Linked DNA regions of Homo sapiens: region 1 is linked to region 2. Evidence: read pairs that join two places in POLR2A ChIA-PET (ENCODE). Cell type or tissue: GM12878. All regions are shown on one strand. Links, peaks and the distances in the headings refer to the core of each region. The heading gives the core; the rest is flanking DNA.

Region 1 (7,781 bases), core at 2,488-6,487, 1.8 Mb before region 2:
TTTATAGTGACACAAGAACGGCCAAAAACACCCAGCTCTATCCCTTAATGCCTGGGTAGGTGAGGCAAGGCCTCAGGCCTTACTCAGCAAGCATAAACTGAGGATGTCACACCACTGTGAAAACCAAATGAGACCATAGTCTGTTTCAGTCTTTCACAAACAGGGTGGGGTTGGCAGAGAAGATCTCAAAGTGACCTATAAGGGCCTGTGGAATTTGGTCCCCCTTTACCTCTGACCTCAGCACCTGCTACTCTCCCCTCCTCCCTCCTCTGCAGCTCATCAGGCCCTTTCTGTTCCTCAAACACTCCAGACCTGCCTCTCATTTGTGGCCTGGTGTGCTCTTCCCTAGCTAACTGCATGGCATACATCCTTGCTTCTCTCAATGTCACCTTCTCACTGGGGTCTTTTCTGACTATCATGGTAGGTAGAATAATGGCCTTCCAATGATATCCATGTCCTAATTCCCAGAACCTGCTACCTTACATGGCAGAGACACTTTACAGTCATAATTAAGCTGAGGATCTTGAGATGAGAGATGATCCTGGATAATCCAGGTGTGCCCATTGTACTCATGAGTCTTTATAGGAGGGAGGCAGGAGACAGAGTCAGAGAAGGAGATATGATGGTGGAAAGAGCATCAGAGAGAAATATGAATCTGCCACACTGCTGGCTTGGAAGATACAGGAAGGGGCTATGAGCCAAGGGATGGGGGCGGCCTCACGAGCTGAAAAAGTCAAGGAAGTGGATTCTCCCCTAAACCTTCCAAAAGGAACACAGTCCTGCCGATACCTTTATTTTAGGACTTCTGACCTCTAGAACAGAAAGATAAAAATAAATTTTTGTTGTTTAAGGACTATGTTTATGGTCATTTGTTTTAGCAGCACTGGGGAACTTACCACTCTATTTAAAACCATCTCATTCTTACCCTCTCCTCATTCCTCATTTATCTATTTCATTTTTCTCCATAGCCCATGTCATTATCTGACTGTAATTTTTTTTTTTTTTTTTTTTGAGATGGAATCTTGCTCTGTCACCAGGCTGGAGTGCAGTGGCGTGATCTTGGCTCACTACAACCTCTGCCTCCTGGGTTTAAGTGATTCTCCTGGCTCAGCCTCCCGAGTAGCTGGGATTACAGGTGTGCACCACCACACCTGGCTAATTTTTGTATTTTTAGTAGAGACGGGATTTCACCATGTTGGCCAGGATGGTCTTGCTCTCCTGACCTTGTGATTCGCCTGCCTCAGCCTCCCAAAGTGCTGGGATTACAGGCGTGAGCCACTGCGCCCAGCCCTGACTGTTATATTTATGTTTCACATGTTTATTTGTTTATTGTCTCTCTCCTATCACTATAATAGAAGCCATGAATCCAGGACTTTTCTTCATTTACTCTCATGTCTCCAGGGGCTGGAATAGTGCCTGGCACACAGCAGGAACTCAATGAACATGTGTTGAATTAATGAATCAATGACCCTCTCCTCCTTCCCTGCATTTCCAAGATATTAGAAATGAAGGGATCAGACTCTTTCCTGATGCTGTATTAAAAAGTTTAATTAGCATAACAGTAATTCACTCACTTGTACCGTACATGAAGCTGCCAAAGCGCCTTTGCTGTGCTGCCAGATGCCCATGATGCACCAAGTCCGTTATTGGCTGAAATGATGGCTTCCTCCTGCAAACACCTGCAACTCCCTTTTCCCCCACCCTCCTGAGGCCTTGAGTTTTTACTGGTTATCTCAACAGTGGGTCAGACCAGACATTTAAATGCTGCTGAATTTTACCCACAGTCATCTAGAGAAAGAGAGTTTATGTCTGCATCTATAGGCAACTTCTTTTTCTCCCTTTCTCTCAACTATTTTTCTAGAGAATAATAGCTCACATCTATTGGGGGCTTATTATGTGCCTCTGTGTAAGCTGTCCTAAGTGCTTTATATGCATATATTTATTTAATCCATACATTTATTTAATCTAGGAGAGAGGGGCTCCTATTTGGCCCTATTTTACAGATGGGAAAACTGAGTAGGGGAGAAAAAACTGATTTGCTCACAGTCATGCAGCTGGGAAGGTCTGAGCTCAGATCTGAATCCAGGCAGTCTTGTGTCAGAACTTGCCTTACTAATTTCTTTTCTTTTCTTTTTTCTTTTTAAACAAAAGAAGGAGGTTTATTGGACTTATACTTCCATGTGGCTGGGGAGGCCTCACAGTCATGGTGGAAGGGGAAAGGCACATCTCACATGGCAGCAGACAATAGAAGAAAGCTTGTGCAGGAAAACTCACCCTTATAATCACCACTGGATCTCGTGATACTTACTATCACGAGAACAGCACGGGAAAGACCTGCCCCCATCATTCAATTACCTCCCACCAGGTCCCTTCCACAACACGTGGGAATTCCAGGTGAGATCTGGGTGGGGACATAGCCAAACCATATCATTCCACCAACCTCATGTCCTCACATTTTAAAAACCAGTCCTGCCTTCCCAACAGTCCCCCAAAGTCTTAACTCATTTCAGCATTAACTCAAAAGCAAGTTAGTTACTTCCTAGACACAATGGGGGTAAAGGCATTGGGTAAATACAGCCATTCCATATGGGAGAAATTGGCCAAAACAAAGGGCCTATAGGCACCATGCAAGTCCGAATCCAGCAGGGTGGTCAAATCTTAAAGCTCCAAAATGATCTTCTTTGATTCCATGTTTCGCATCCAGGTCACGCTGATGCAAGAGGTAGGTTCCCATGGTCTTGGGAAGCTCTGACCCTGGTTTGCCTTACTAATTTCCACCCCTGACTTTTCTTTCAGGAGGATCCTGACAGATCACATCCTGTTTACAAATTTTTTTTTCTCTCCAACCAGTCCACAGATATATTTCCCATGCATTCTCTTGGGGTTTTAAGGGGATTAATAAATAACACCCCTCTCTTCAGAATCCCAATTCAGAACTGTCTTAGTCTGCTTGTGCTGCTCTAACAAAATACCATACACCAAGTAGCTTGCAAACAACAGAAATTGATTTCTTACAGTTTTGGAGGCTGGGAAGTCCAAGAGCAAGGCAGATGTGTTACATGGTAAGGGCCACTTCTCGGTTCATTGATGGCCATTTTCTCACTATGAACTAACATGGTAGAAAGGGCAAGGGATGTCTCTGGCACCTTTTTTATAAGGGCACAAGTCCCATTCATGAGTAATCTTCCTCCCTGACCTAATCACTTCCCAAGAGCCCCACCTCCTAAAGCATGACACTGGGGATTATGATTTGACCTATGAACTTGGAGGGGAGGGACACAAACATTCAGACCGTAGCAAGAACTGATAGAGAGATAGAGAGGATCCGATAGGTGGAGATCAAAATTTGAGCTTCATCCTAATGAATTCCAGGTTAGAGGATATGGCTGTGGTATAAGTGACCAAGCAGGCCTGTGAATACTTCAGCCATACTGCTTCCTGACTCTGCTCCCCAGTCTAGACTCTGGGACACTCCACATGAAAGAAAACTCTGGTCTGCAGAGCTGACACTTTTACCCAGCATTACTGCTTCATCCTGGACAGAGAGAGACAGGAAAAAGTCAACGCTCCAGGTGTTAGGTTTCAGTCTTTGAACAGCACCATTCAATTGTGTTCATTTTGGGGGGCTGCTGTAACAAAACTGGGTGCCTGATAGAAAGAGGAACTTATTCCCTCATAGCTCTGATAGCCAGAAGTCCAAAATCAAGATGTTAGCAGGACCACACTTCCTTGTTCAGCATCTAGTGGCTGCCAGCATTCTTTGGCTTACGGTTACATCACCCCAGTCCCTGCCTGTGTAGCCACACTGCCTTCTGTGTGTCTTCTCTCTGTGTGTGTCTCAAATCTCCCTCTGCCTCTCTTTTATAAGGGTGCTTGCAATGAGGTTTAGGGCCCACCTGGATGATCCAAAGTAACCTGTTACGGAGTGAATTCTGTCCCCCAAAATTCATGTGAAAGCCCTGACCACCCCCGACCCACCGTCTGACTATATTTGGAGATAAGGCATTTTAAAAGGTAACTAAGGTTAAATGAGGTTATGTGGGTGGGGCCCTACTTCAACAGGACTGGTATCCTTATAAGAAGAAGAGACAGTAGGGGTGCCCATACACAGAGGAATGGTCATGTGAGGACACAGCAAGAATGCAGCTATCTGCAAGTCAAAGAGAGGTCTTCAGAGAAACCAGCCTTGTCAGCCCCTTGATCTTGGACATCCAGCCTCTAGAACTATGAGAAAATAAATTTCTGTTGTTTAAGTCCCACAGTCTGTGGTATTTTGTTACAGAAGTCCTAACAGACAAATAATACCTCTTTATCTCGGAATCCTTAATCACACTGCAAAGAGCTCTTTCCCAAATAAGGTAACATTTATAAATGCCAACGATTAGGACTTAATATGTTTGAGTTGCTGTTATTCAACATACACTGAAAATCATGGACACAAGCCGTTAACTCATTTCTCCTCCTGGGGAGAAATGGATAAGGAGAGAGACAAGAAGTGAGGGCTGTAATAACTTGCTGATCTAGTCGTAGTCCTGGGAATATGAGGAGCAGGCAGTGAATGCTCCCCCAAATGTCTCCCACAAACCACTGGTGCACCAAAAGTTTTCTGTTTATTTATATCCATTTGGAGAACTCCTAACCTGATGCCTGACATAGTAAGTACTTAGTAAATAATAGGTGCCCTCCCTGATTAAGCCCATTACTAAAAATCTGCTGAACCAGGTCCTCTTTCTCCAGCACACTCACAACCACTTCCCCTTTTCAGCACACAGGCTCTGCCCACCAAATAACAAAAATGAAGGTGAGAAGACCTAGTAGAGCATGATACACGAATCTTGCCACAGAGTCAGAAATCAAGGTAGTGCATGACCAAGGCTAGAATCTACCTCCAACAGGATATACAACTGCTGAATCAGCAAATAAACATTTTTTGAACCTGGTACTTGGTACTTGGCATTGTGCCATTGATAGTAAGTCAAACAGACATGGTCCCCAGCCTGTAGCAATCAGAAGTCCAAGACAGACAGGATTGATCTGCATAGGCATGGTAAGAACAGGGCAATAGCTGTCATGTATTAACAAGGGGAGACCTGTTACAAGCTTGTGTTTGTAACACCCAAAGCACAAATTAAGTAGAAATTGCCTTTAAGTGAGTTTCTGGGAGGCTTATACATTGCACAAGGAGAGGAGTGAGTTTTTCCTGGCATAGGGACTGACTGAAATCAGGAGTGGGATCAATTATTAGTTCTGTCTCAGCACCTAAGTACCCTTTCTCCCACACCGCCTTCCAAAGTAGCCTACACAAGAATGGTGGGAATTCTATAGATTTGAGGAAAATAAATGAACCATATTTTTTAGCATCTGCTATGAGCAAAGCACTAGGCAAGCTAGAAAACACCAAGCAATACAGACTCGGCAACAAACAAGAGCATGTTGAACCCCTAAGTCGGTGTCATAGGTGCAAATAAATAGCCGATCTGCTTGCCATGTGGCCAAAACCAAAAAAAAAAAAAACCAAACCCAGGCATCCAGTCTTATGTGTACTGTTCAGTGCTTTATCTGTGTTATCTCTACCCATGAATTGGGTAGTATCATCTCCACCTTGAAAATGAGGCTGGGAGATTCAGAATGACCATCACGAGCAACTGACATTTGTTGAGCTCTTACTGCATGCTAAGCAATTTCAGTGCATTGTGTCAGGTCACTGTGTGGTAATGTGGTGGTTAAGGAAGCAGACTCAGGGAGCTAGACTGCCTGGTTCAAATCCCAGCTATACCCCCTTGACAGTGGGGTAACTGTAGGAGAGTTACCCCCATGTGCTTCAGTTGAGTTATTGGAAATGGGATAATAATACTACCTAGTTTGCAGGATTGTTAAAAAGACCAAAAGAGTGAGTACATATAAAGCACTTACAACAGTACCTATCCCATGGAGGGCACTTGGCAGACACTAGTAATCTCTGGAATAGGTATTTTTTTAATGTTAGAAATCTCTTTATTATTACTTATTCTTATTAAGCACCAGCTTAATGCTGTAGAAAATTTCAGATCACCTTTGATACCTCACTTTCTTTTCCCCCACCCGAATTCTTGATCAATAGTTTTTCAAGTGAAGACATGCTCTTCTCTCTTCTGTATAAAACTTTATGAGATAAAGGCAAAAGATTGTGTACATCTTAATGGAAAATGCTGCCCAGGGCTCTGGAGATGGTGGCTGCCCAGGCTCCCTTCACTGTCCAGGTCCTGAAAGACTCTTGTTCATGAACTGTCTCTTCACAAAGCAAGCCCACCACTTGCTGGGTTTATCATTCTGAGGGTCAAAAACTTTCTCACAAAGTCTCAGTCCAGTCTTTCTCCTTAGCTGTTGTAAATAGGCTCTCATCACTTCATCTTCCTGTTTGTTCGCAGGTTTGGCATAATTGCGTTAAGTGGAAAATGAGGCTCTCCAGGAATAGGAAAATTCGTGATTCCCAATGTATACATTTCTTTCTCACCTTGGATTTTGGAATTGTACTTTTGGAGTTTCTTCGAACACTCAGAAATGTAGAGAGTTATATATATCAAGGTCCTATCAGCTTCATTCTTAATTTCATAGTTTTTGAAGAAGACATTGGCCTTGAAGTAACAGATGGCTTCATCCACAATATCTGTATCTTTTGTCTCTCTGGGGGCAGGTCCTTTGAATTGGCTTCTGATGGGTAACAGTGCCATGTTTCCAGTGAGTTTGGTGTCAGGGTCCATGAGAGAAGATTGGTAAGCCAGCATCTTGGGATCACCTGAGTTTCAACCCAGAGCAGCAGGATCACTAGAACAGGTATTTTAGGAGAGAGGTAGCTGAGGCTTTGGAGACTTATTAATGCCCAAGGTCACACAGATAATAAGAAGAGGAGGGAGCTAGGACATGAAGCTGCTGCCTCTCTCACAGCTAATACATGGGAGAGCCAAGCTTCACATTCCAACTCTACTATGCCATACAGACATGCCTTGACTGGTGTCCTGTCCCACAGATTGTTGGTGGTAGAGCTGGGATTAGAACCCAGGCTAGCTCTAAGTTTCTCTCCTCAAATTCCCCCTCTCAAATCCCCTTCTTATTTTTGGCCTACTCTGGCTTTCCCCAGATAAGACCCTCCTAGCACAGTGAGCTCTTGAGGGCCTGGTTCTAACCACATAAATAACCAGCATCCTTGTGACCAAAGCTGCCATCAGAGCCGTTGGAGACCTGTTCTAACTTTCTGCAACTCAGCTTTGATGTTTTAAAATTACCAACCATTTTGAGAATTATATGCAAAACGTGGTGCTAAATACTGTTTAATATACAGAAAAATGACAGGTCGTTGTTCTCAAAATTTTATTAGTTAGTAGAGGAGATAAGCAGGTACCCAAATAACACAGAAGCATGAATAAGGTTGGAAGGGGAATTGGAAGGGGCTGAGTATGGTGGGACAAGCCAACCCTTCCATGGGCTCCTAGTTCTGCTGTGGGATGGTTGGGCTCACAGAGCCCATCCTCACAGAGCCTTCAGCTCTAGGGAGAGTGGGAAACAGGCTGCTTTTCAGTTCCAGTCCTGTCCCCTGAGGAGTTAGAGCATGCTGGGACCACTAGGGACCTCCCTCTAAGACTTCCGGATGGCTTCAAGGACACTGGGGTCACAGAACAACACCATTTGGCAGATGGCAGAGGCTGCCTCGGGGAAGGAGAAAGGCTGTCTCTGATGCCAAGCCAGAGATAGAAAACATTTTCTCTGAGTTAGAGAATGGGAAGCATGCCCTGATCTGTTTGGAA
Region 2 (7,781 bases), core at 2,333-6,332:
TTAGACCACTCTAGTAATATAAATTTAAATATCATATCCACGAGAGGGCACATTAATTATTATAAATTAATTTTAAGGGGAGCTTTTTTCTTTTTCTCAAGCAAGCTTCCCTGTCATCTCCCTGTGTAAGCAGGCAATGGTTTTCAGTTCATCCTTACACCAGGGTCTCAGTTCCAACTCCCTACTCTTCTGGGGCCCAAGCCCCTTCTTGTGTGCCTGCTGGTCATGAAAGCCTAAGCTCCTTGATTTAATAAATTCTAAAGTGAATTAATATTCCCATATTGGATTCCCAGCCTGGCCAACTGTCCTCCCCAACCTTACCTCCAGCAGCCCCAGGGGCAACCCAGACTGGTCATAGTTCTTCCTCCATTTTTGACCCTTCAGCATTCCCTTACTTTCTTGCAGGTGCAGCTAGGCATTTATTAGACTGGATTCAGCACTTCTAGAAATTTGCAACAGCTGTTTTTCATATTACATGGAAACCTATGTTGTTGAAAAACAGAAGTATCCAATCTGCTGCTCAATAACCTAAAAGCTTGCCATCACAGGAACCCCTTCTTAACCCACAGAGTTGAACGCCAAGGTGTATTTTCACACGTAGCATATTCTTCCTCATGTCCTCATACTGAGTATGAAGAGATCTCTGATGAAGGCCATTCCTGAGGAAGCATTTTCAGGCTAACTACAGCTACCTTATCATAAAAAACCAGACAGTATTTCGCAGCGTGTGTCTGGCGTGGGAGTGGGAGTGGAAATTCAGTAGCTCTGAGTCCTGACTTGTGTTCTTCCTCGAATGTACGAGAGGGGCTTACCCGTATGTTGATCTTCGCTTTCAGTGAAAAGGGAAAAGAAAGGTGAATGCAGAGGAAGAGCTTCTTGCCTTTCTGAAACCACTGGCTGTCACCTTCATGTTTTCTCTGCTGTGACTATAGAAAGAGAAAAACCGAAAATCATTAGAAAACATTGTGGTTACGCATTCTCACTGCCAAGGCAAGCATTTGGTAACCTTGGGCAAGGAACAAAGCTAGCCAGGTCCCTCTCCCTTTCTTCTGACCCTCAAACCTTCCTGTCTGATTGCAATTTGCATCACGGCCAGGGCTTCATCATTTAATTTATCTCAGAGAGCATCCTGACAGAGCATGGCAGAACATTGTGAACCTAGACATTTGAGAAGCTGGTCAGAGTTTGGGAGCCAGGGGAGAAAGCTCTAGAATGTTTTATTAGTTCTCTCACCTGCCCCTCCCAAGTCAGGGACTCATGGGGAACGGGTGTGGAGAGAGGGAAGTTTTAATTCACTATTAAACATTCACTAAGCAGCTGGTAAGTGGTGCATAAGAAAAGACCATTCTCAAGAAGTTTACACAGTAGAATACAGTTTCCTTTTTCTGGAGTTGCTGGGGGAGTGTCTCACTATGTTGCCCAGGCTGGTTTCGAACTCCTGAGCTCAAGTGATCCTCCCACCTCAGCCTCCCAAAGTGCTGGGATTACAGGCATGAGCCGCCGTGCCTGGCCATTGAATACCATTTCTCACAGTGGACCTTGCTTGCCTCTCTGGAGTTCTACACAGTTTCTCACTGAGGGTCTGGGGGGACTGGGATGCAGGGGCAGAAGGTGGTTCTACAAGGAGGGAGAGAACTAGTGATGGGAGAATTCAGGGGAGGAGAGAGGATTAGGAGAAAAAGGAAATGAGAGTAAGGCATGCCCTTTAAGAAAAAGTCCCGAGGGAGGGGGGCCAGTGAACACGTTTCTGCTGTCTGCCTTAGACACCTGTCAGATGCTGAATGGATCATAAATAGGCAGAAAGAAGTTTGTGATAGGCTGGAAATAGCTCACCTGATGACTGCTGCCAGCAATGGGGGCAAAACCCATGGTACTCCCAGGCACCCAGCTCTCTACCCAGCCTGACTTCCTGGCTGGACTGATCTGCAGGATGAGGAAGTTCTGTAAAAGGGGAAGGCGGGGGTTCCCCTCTGCCCCAAGTGTGCCTTCTGAGCCTCCTTTCCAGAGAAGGGCTTTTGAGTGAAAAGAACGCACTTAACCTAGGCCTGCCCACGGACTACCGCAGCAGCTGCCCCTTGTTGAGCTCTGGCTGAGAGTCAAGCCTTCTGTGCTCAGCCCCTTCTGACTCTGCTCCCCAGCGGAGAGCTCTTATCTGCTGGCCTCCAGGTCTCGGGTTCCCATTACCACAGCCCTTCCCTCAAGCCAGTAGAACCTTCGCGAACACCTCCACTGCTGGCGGCACTCCCCAGCGTTAAGGCCTGAACACCCATGGGCCATTGAGAACCACAGAAGGGCTGGAAGGAAAGCCCAAAGTGTGGCTATGTAAATTGTGTTTTTAAATAAAATTTCCCATCAGGTTTTTCCCTGAGGGCTACTTCTTAGTCACCCTGTACTTTCCAGTTATGGGCTTGTTTGTTCACCGAATGAACCAAATAAATAGAAATAACTCTTATTTCTCGTGCTTTGTCTTTGCTTTCTTTTTTTCTCTTAGAAACTAAAAGCCTGTAGAGAGAGTGTCCATCCTCTGCCAAGGAGGAAAGAGGGAGGTGAAACAATTCCTTTGTTGAACATGAGGAAGAAACCGCATAATCCAGCAAGTGACACAAAAACAAAACACAGAGATATTGGTCTCAGGCTTGATTTGAGGCACTTAGTGGAAAGTCTCTCCACAGGCACAACACAGTCCTTCAAGGACCATGTAAAGCAAGCCTCTTCTTTTCTCTTCTCTTCTCTTTTCTTTTCTTCTCTTTTCTTCTTTTCTTTTTTGAGATGAAGTCTTGCTCTGTTGCCCAGCCTGGAGTTTAATGGTGTGATCTCAGCTCACTGCAAACTCCACCTCCCAGGTTCAAGCAATTCTCCTGTCTCAGCCTCCCGAGTAGCTGGGATTACAGACACCTGCCATCATGCCCAGCTAATTTTTGTAGAGAAAGGGTTTCACTGTGTTGACCAGGCTGGTCTTGAACTCCTGACCTCAGGTGATCTACCCGCCTTGGCCTCCCAGAGTGCTGGGATTACAGGCGTGAGCCACCATGCCAGGCTGCCTTTTTTTTTTTTTTTTTTAAAGGCAGGAACTTCTATGCTGAAATCTCCTGCTTGTATGCTTCTTGCTGCACCTTTGAGCTTGCTTGTCCCTCTCTCTAGAAACTTCTTGCCCAGAATCACAGCCCAACTTCCTCATTCATTTCACCCAAGTGTGTTCAAATGTTACTCTTCCAGAAGAGTCTCTCTTGACCATCTATCTAAAAGATCTAAGCCCTGCACCATCCCTGTACCTTGTCTTAATTTTCCCCCACAGCACTTCTCTCAATCTGACATTATCGCACATATTTGTATGCCTATTTATATTTTTTCTCCTCCATTAGAATGTGGAGGCCATGTCTTATTCACTTCCTTTAGTCTCAGGTCCAAGAATAGCATTGGGCATGTAGTAGGTGCTCAATAAATGTTTGCTGAATTAATGTATCAATGAAGACAGAGGTACTTGAGAGAAATATTGTGGCAATTTGCATTATCAGCTTTCATTTTCACACCTTGTTTTCATGCTGTGAGAGTTGAGGCCAAACGTTAAGTCAGGGGACCCTCGCTTCCAACATCAATTCAAGTTTGAGGGGTTCCCAAAGCCACCCTTGAGTATGATAGTGCACTGAAGGGACTCATGAAGTGGCTGAAAGCTGTTATACTCATGGTTACCATTTATTACAGAGAAAGAATACAGATTAAAACCAGCTAAGGAAGAGAAGCCTAGGGCAGAGTCCAAGAGAGGTCCAATGTGGAGGTTCCAGGCATCCTCTTTTCATGGAGTCATGGACAGTGGTACCTCCTCCCAGCCATGATGTGTGACAATATGCATGGAATATTGCCAAGCAGGGATGCTCACCTGAGCCTCAGTGGCCAGAGTTTTTATTGCAGCTCAATCACTACTGCCCATGTGGCTGACATGATTCTCTAGTTCCTCCAAAGGCAGAGCTAACATCACCTCCACCAAATGCCTCCATTGCAAATCATATTTTTAGACTGTCAAGTGGCCAATGCCCCTAGACAAACAAAGACATTTCTATCAGTCTTGATATTCCAGGAGCCTAGGGGTTACCTCCTAGTAGTGAACGGCAAAGGTCAGACCTCTCTCTGGGTAGAGTTAATTCTTTACTCACACATGCCTTATAAATTTGCTGTGCCCTTGAGCTGTGGGTGGGAATAACTCCCCCACCTCTTGACCTTGGGTTTGTCTCATGAGTGGTGCAAGATCAGAGGTAACCAGGTCCATGCACATTTGTGTCTTTTCACATTGACAGACTTTTACTGATGCTATTTCAATCACAAAAGCCACTAGCTACATCAGGTCCCCAAGGAGGCAATTCTCGTTAGCACTTCCTGTTCACTGGGCAGTCAGAGTCACAGGCACAGAGGCTGAAGCCACTCCACAAGTCACTCTATATTGCAAATTATACATAATAGTACACCTAATCAATATATAAATGTTATGGGTTAAACATCTACAACAAACAAAATAACATTTAACATCAAGAGAAAAGAAATGGGAAAAAATGGTTAATGAACCAGTCCATGAAGAGCAACAGAGACAAAAAGAATCTCCTGGTCTGGGCCAGGCAGTCCAGTGGTCTTGCAAGGAACACCTTTGATGTGGGTAGAGCCTTTCGTGGCAGATGCCAGAGCCTTTCATGGCAGATGCCAAGGAGCTTATCTTGAGTGACAGCAAGACAGTGTTGATTAAGACAGCTGTTTCAGCCGGGTGTGGTGGCTCACACCTGTAATCCCAGCACTTTGGGAGGCTGAGGCGGGTGGATCACCAGAGGTCAGGAGTTCGGGACCAGCCTGGCCAACATGGTGAAACCCCATCTCTACTAAAAATACAAAAATTAGCTGGACGTGGTGGCACGCGCTTTTAATCCCAGCTACTCAGGACGCTGAGGCAGGAGAATTGTTTGAACCCATGGGGCAGAGGTTGCAGTGAGCTGAGATCGCACCACTATACTCCAGCCTGGGCAATAAGAGCAAAACTCCATCTCAAAACAAAACAAAACAAACAAACAAAAAACCACTGTTTCAAGCGCTGAAGTCCTCCTCCTGCCCTTTTTATGGCTGCAGTGTCCTCTGGTGAAGAATGATAGTGGAAGATTGTGCTTATTTATGTCCTTATCTGGTTGGTTGCAGTCTTTACTTATTAATTTATTTATTAAGCAAAATATCTTGTCCCTATTGGCAAGTGCCCTATGAAATGTAAGATGGAGTTTTTTTCTAAGATGGAGTCACTTATGTCAAGGGTGCTTCATACAGTTTGTAGTGTGACTTCTTGCCCATGGAATGAAGCAGAAATCAAGGTGTATTAATTCCACTTTCTCTCCTTCATCTCTACCATCATCATGAGAAGAACATGTCCAGGCTAGCCCATTTGTGCCAGGAAGAATATGAGAAACATATGGTGCAAAGTCAACCCATCCCCAATCTGAACCCAGCCTAGAGCCAGCCTTCATCTCGTGGGCTGACTATCTGAACTCCATAAATGCCTTCTGCTATATGCTGCTGAGATTTTGTGATTGGTTTTTAAGCAGCATTATCATGGGTATAATTAACTGATAAAGATATCAAACCCTTAAGGACCATTTATATTTTTCCATAAGTTTGCTGATCCTATTAGAGCTCCTTTGGCTGTCAAAAACAGGGTAGCTTGAGAAAATGGGCACAAGTTGACGAAGTTTGGATGAAAGCAGGTGATGAGGGAGGAGGCTTGCAAGATCTAAAGCAGTGATTGCAAATCCAGTTACCTACAGGGCCAGAAGGGTTATGTGAGGGAACAAAGAAAGCCAGTTACCTGACAATAAATGTGAACCATGTGAGAAGAAAAGCAACAGAGAGTAGTGAGGACTATGGCAAACTGGACAGTAATCACCCAACTAAGAGAAGCCACCACTTAGCTCCCACCAATTGTTGCTAATGGGAAAATGTCAACCAACGTCAAATCTTTCAAGTTTTTTTTTCAGAGGATTGGATATAGATATTATATGAAATCTCTTAAATGCTGCAAATGGTTGATTTTTGTTCAAAACACTTTTGCAAGACAAACCAAACACACCTATGGCTGTCTGTATGCAACCTCTCATTTATGTCATGATATACAACATCTGGTGGCAGCAGGCTTGTCTGGGACCTTAAGGAGAGGACGCTTGATGGCCAGGGTCAGCATGAGGTGACCAGTTCCTTGTGCGTGGCTGGGTGATGGGTTTTAGCTCAGAGAGGAAAAATCACACAAAGAGGAGAGCAGGCATAACAAGGGGATACCAAAGACAAACTTCTTCACCGTTATTTGGCCCGTGGCTGTTCCTATCACAGCTTAATGGGGCCACTTGAGGGTTCTGAAATGATTTGTTAACAGTTTTCAATGGTGGGGGTGTAACACCCGTAATAATCCGGCAAGGATCAAAGTAATTTACATGTATACCTCTCTGTAGGGTGCTGCAGAATGTTTCAGGAATTCAAGCAACATCAGCGGCAGCACATGAGTAGCCTCTGCCTGGGGCTCAGGAGCAAGGTGGGAGGTGCTAACATAGCCCTCCATACGCTCACCCCTCACTAGGCATTGCCCCAAACACTGACCCTCAACTGTGTTTGCAGAATTTTGCTCTTTGAAACAGAAAAGCGAGAGGTGGGCTTCTTTTCTGTTTGTGACTAAAAGCTATGGACATCAGCACCTAGTTTTTTCTCTAAGGTGGACATCAGCTGTGGACACAGTAGAGCTGTCAGTAAGTCCTACGACTGCCTTTCAGGGTGTTTATTCCCCAGTCACTGGTCCTGATATGGGCTGTCTGCTCTACAGGTGCAAGAATTATTCCTGAGACAAGTCACTTGTAAGCTGATATTTGTTTAGCACCAGGTTGTTGCTTGCTCTTCCTCACTTCCTTGCTGTCTTGTAGCCCTGGGGATGCTGCAGACATGATGGTTCTGAGGAAGGCCAGGGAAGGTCTCCCCCACGTGCACAGACCTGAGCGCAGCTGCCGGCAGGAACAGCAGAAATGACAGAGCGTTTATCTCTACCTGCAATGGGAGCAAGCCCACTTCATATGAAAAAGCACCTAAGCTTGCCTAAGGGTTTTATTTTTAAGAATGTATATCAACAATGCCACTGAAAGCACATTCTACTGGTACCAGTAAGACAAAAGAAACAAACATCCACTGAGTGATACTAACCAGACATACACATCACACCATTTAATCCTTATGATGATTCTGACAGGTGATATTAAAACGTCCACTAGTACACATGAGGAAATTGATGCCCAGATATGTCTGACCCAAGAGACTACTGTTAGATATGGTAGGCATATGTCTTGAACATTCCAGATTTTGAATACTGTGTTCCACAATTACACCTTCTCCCTTTGTGGGATGTCACTATGTCATGAGGCCAGTGAGGAGCCCCCTATCCCCATCCTCTTTTAATACCCTACAGAATTTTTATAGGACATTCTATAAATGCCCTCTAGGTACCACAGGTCAGCATCAAGCCAAAAGGGAAGAGCGAGTTCAACTTTGTCTCTGGTCACTTCCATGATAGGGAAGAAAACAAGTGAAAGCTCCTTGACAACGGTATTTTCAGTAACTTACATGAGAAGATTATGATGTCGCAAAGGTAAAGGCAGCCTTTCTCATGTCTCATGGCCAGCCGAATAGACCTTCCCTGAAGATTCAAACATGATAGCACAGTCAACTCTCTACCATTCCAAAGGCAGGCTTGTGTGGGTACATGAGTCCAGAAAGTAGATCTG

The links. ChIA-PET counts read pairs that join two places held together with the same protein. Peaks named below come from ENCODE experiments on the same cell type or tissue, not always from the same donor. Only the 100,000 strongest peaks of a DNase experiment are listed, where the experiment ranks them.
Region 1: POLR2A ChIA-PET joins it to region 2 with 6 read pairs; 1 of 35 experiments calls an interaction of 5 or more read pairs at or near these places.

What each region holds. Positions count from the first base shown.
Region 1 is chr6:15,933,765-15,941,545 of GRCh38, reverse strand. It overlaps the pseudogene ARPC3P5. Among named protein-coding and RNA genes, the nearest start is that of LINC02543, 57 kb to the left of the region's middle. In GM12878, for the core only: no CTCF peak of the experiment used is centred there; a DNase peak (open chromatin) is centred at 4,815; H3K27ac peaks cover 357 bases.
Region 2 is chr6:14,103,291-14,111,071 of GRCh38, reverse strand. It overlaps LOC105374939 (a long non-coding RNA gene), which reads right to left. Exons shown (of 3, transcript XR_926500.3): 2 at 7,621-7,781; 3 at 3,788-4,034. It overlaps LOC124901265 (a long non-coding RNA gene), which reads right to left and starts at 2,309. Exons shown (of 2, transcript XR_007059464.1): 1 at 1,834-2,309; 2 at 1-926. RefSeq lists an enhancer at 1,881-2,020 and a cis regulatory region at 1,657-2,444. In GM12878, for the core only: no CTCF peak of the experiment used is centred there; no DNase peak of the experiment used is centred there; H3K4me3 peaks cover 338 bases; H3K27ac peaks cover 1,021 bases.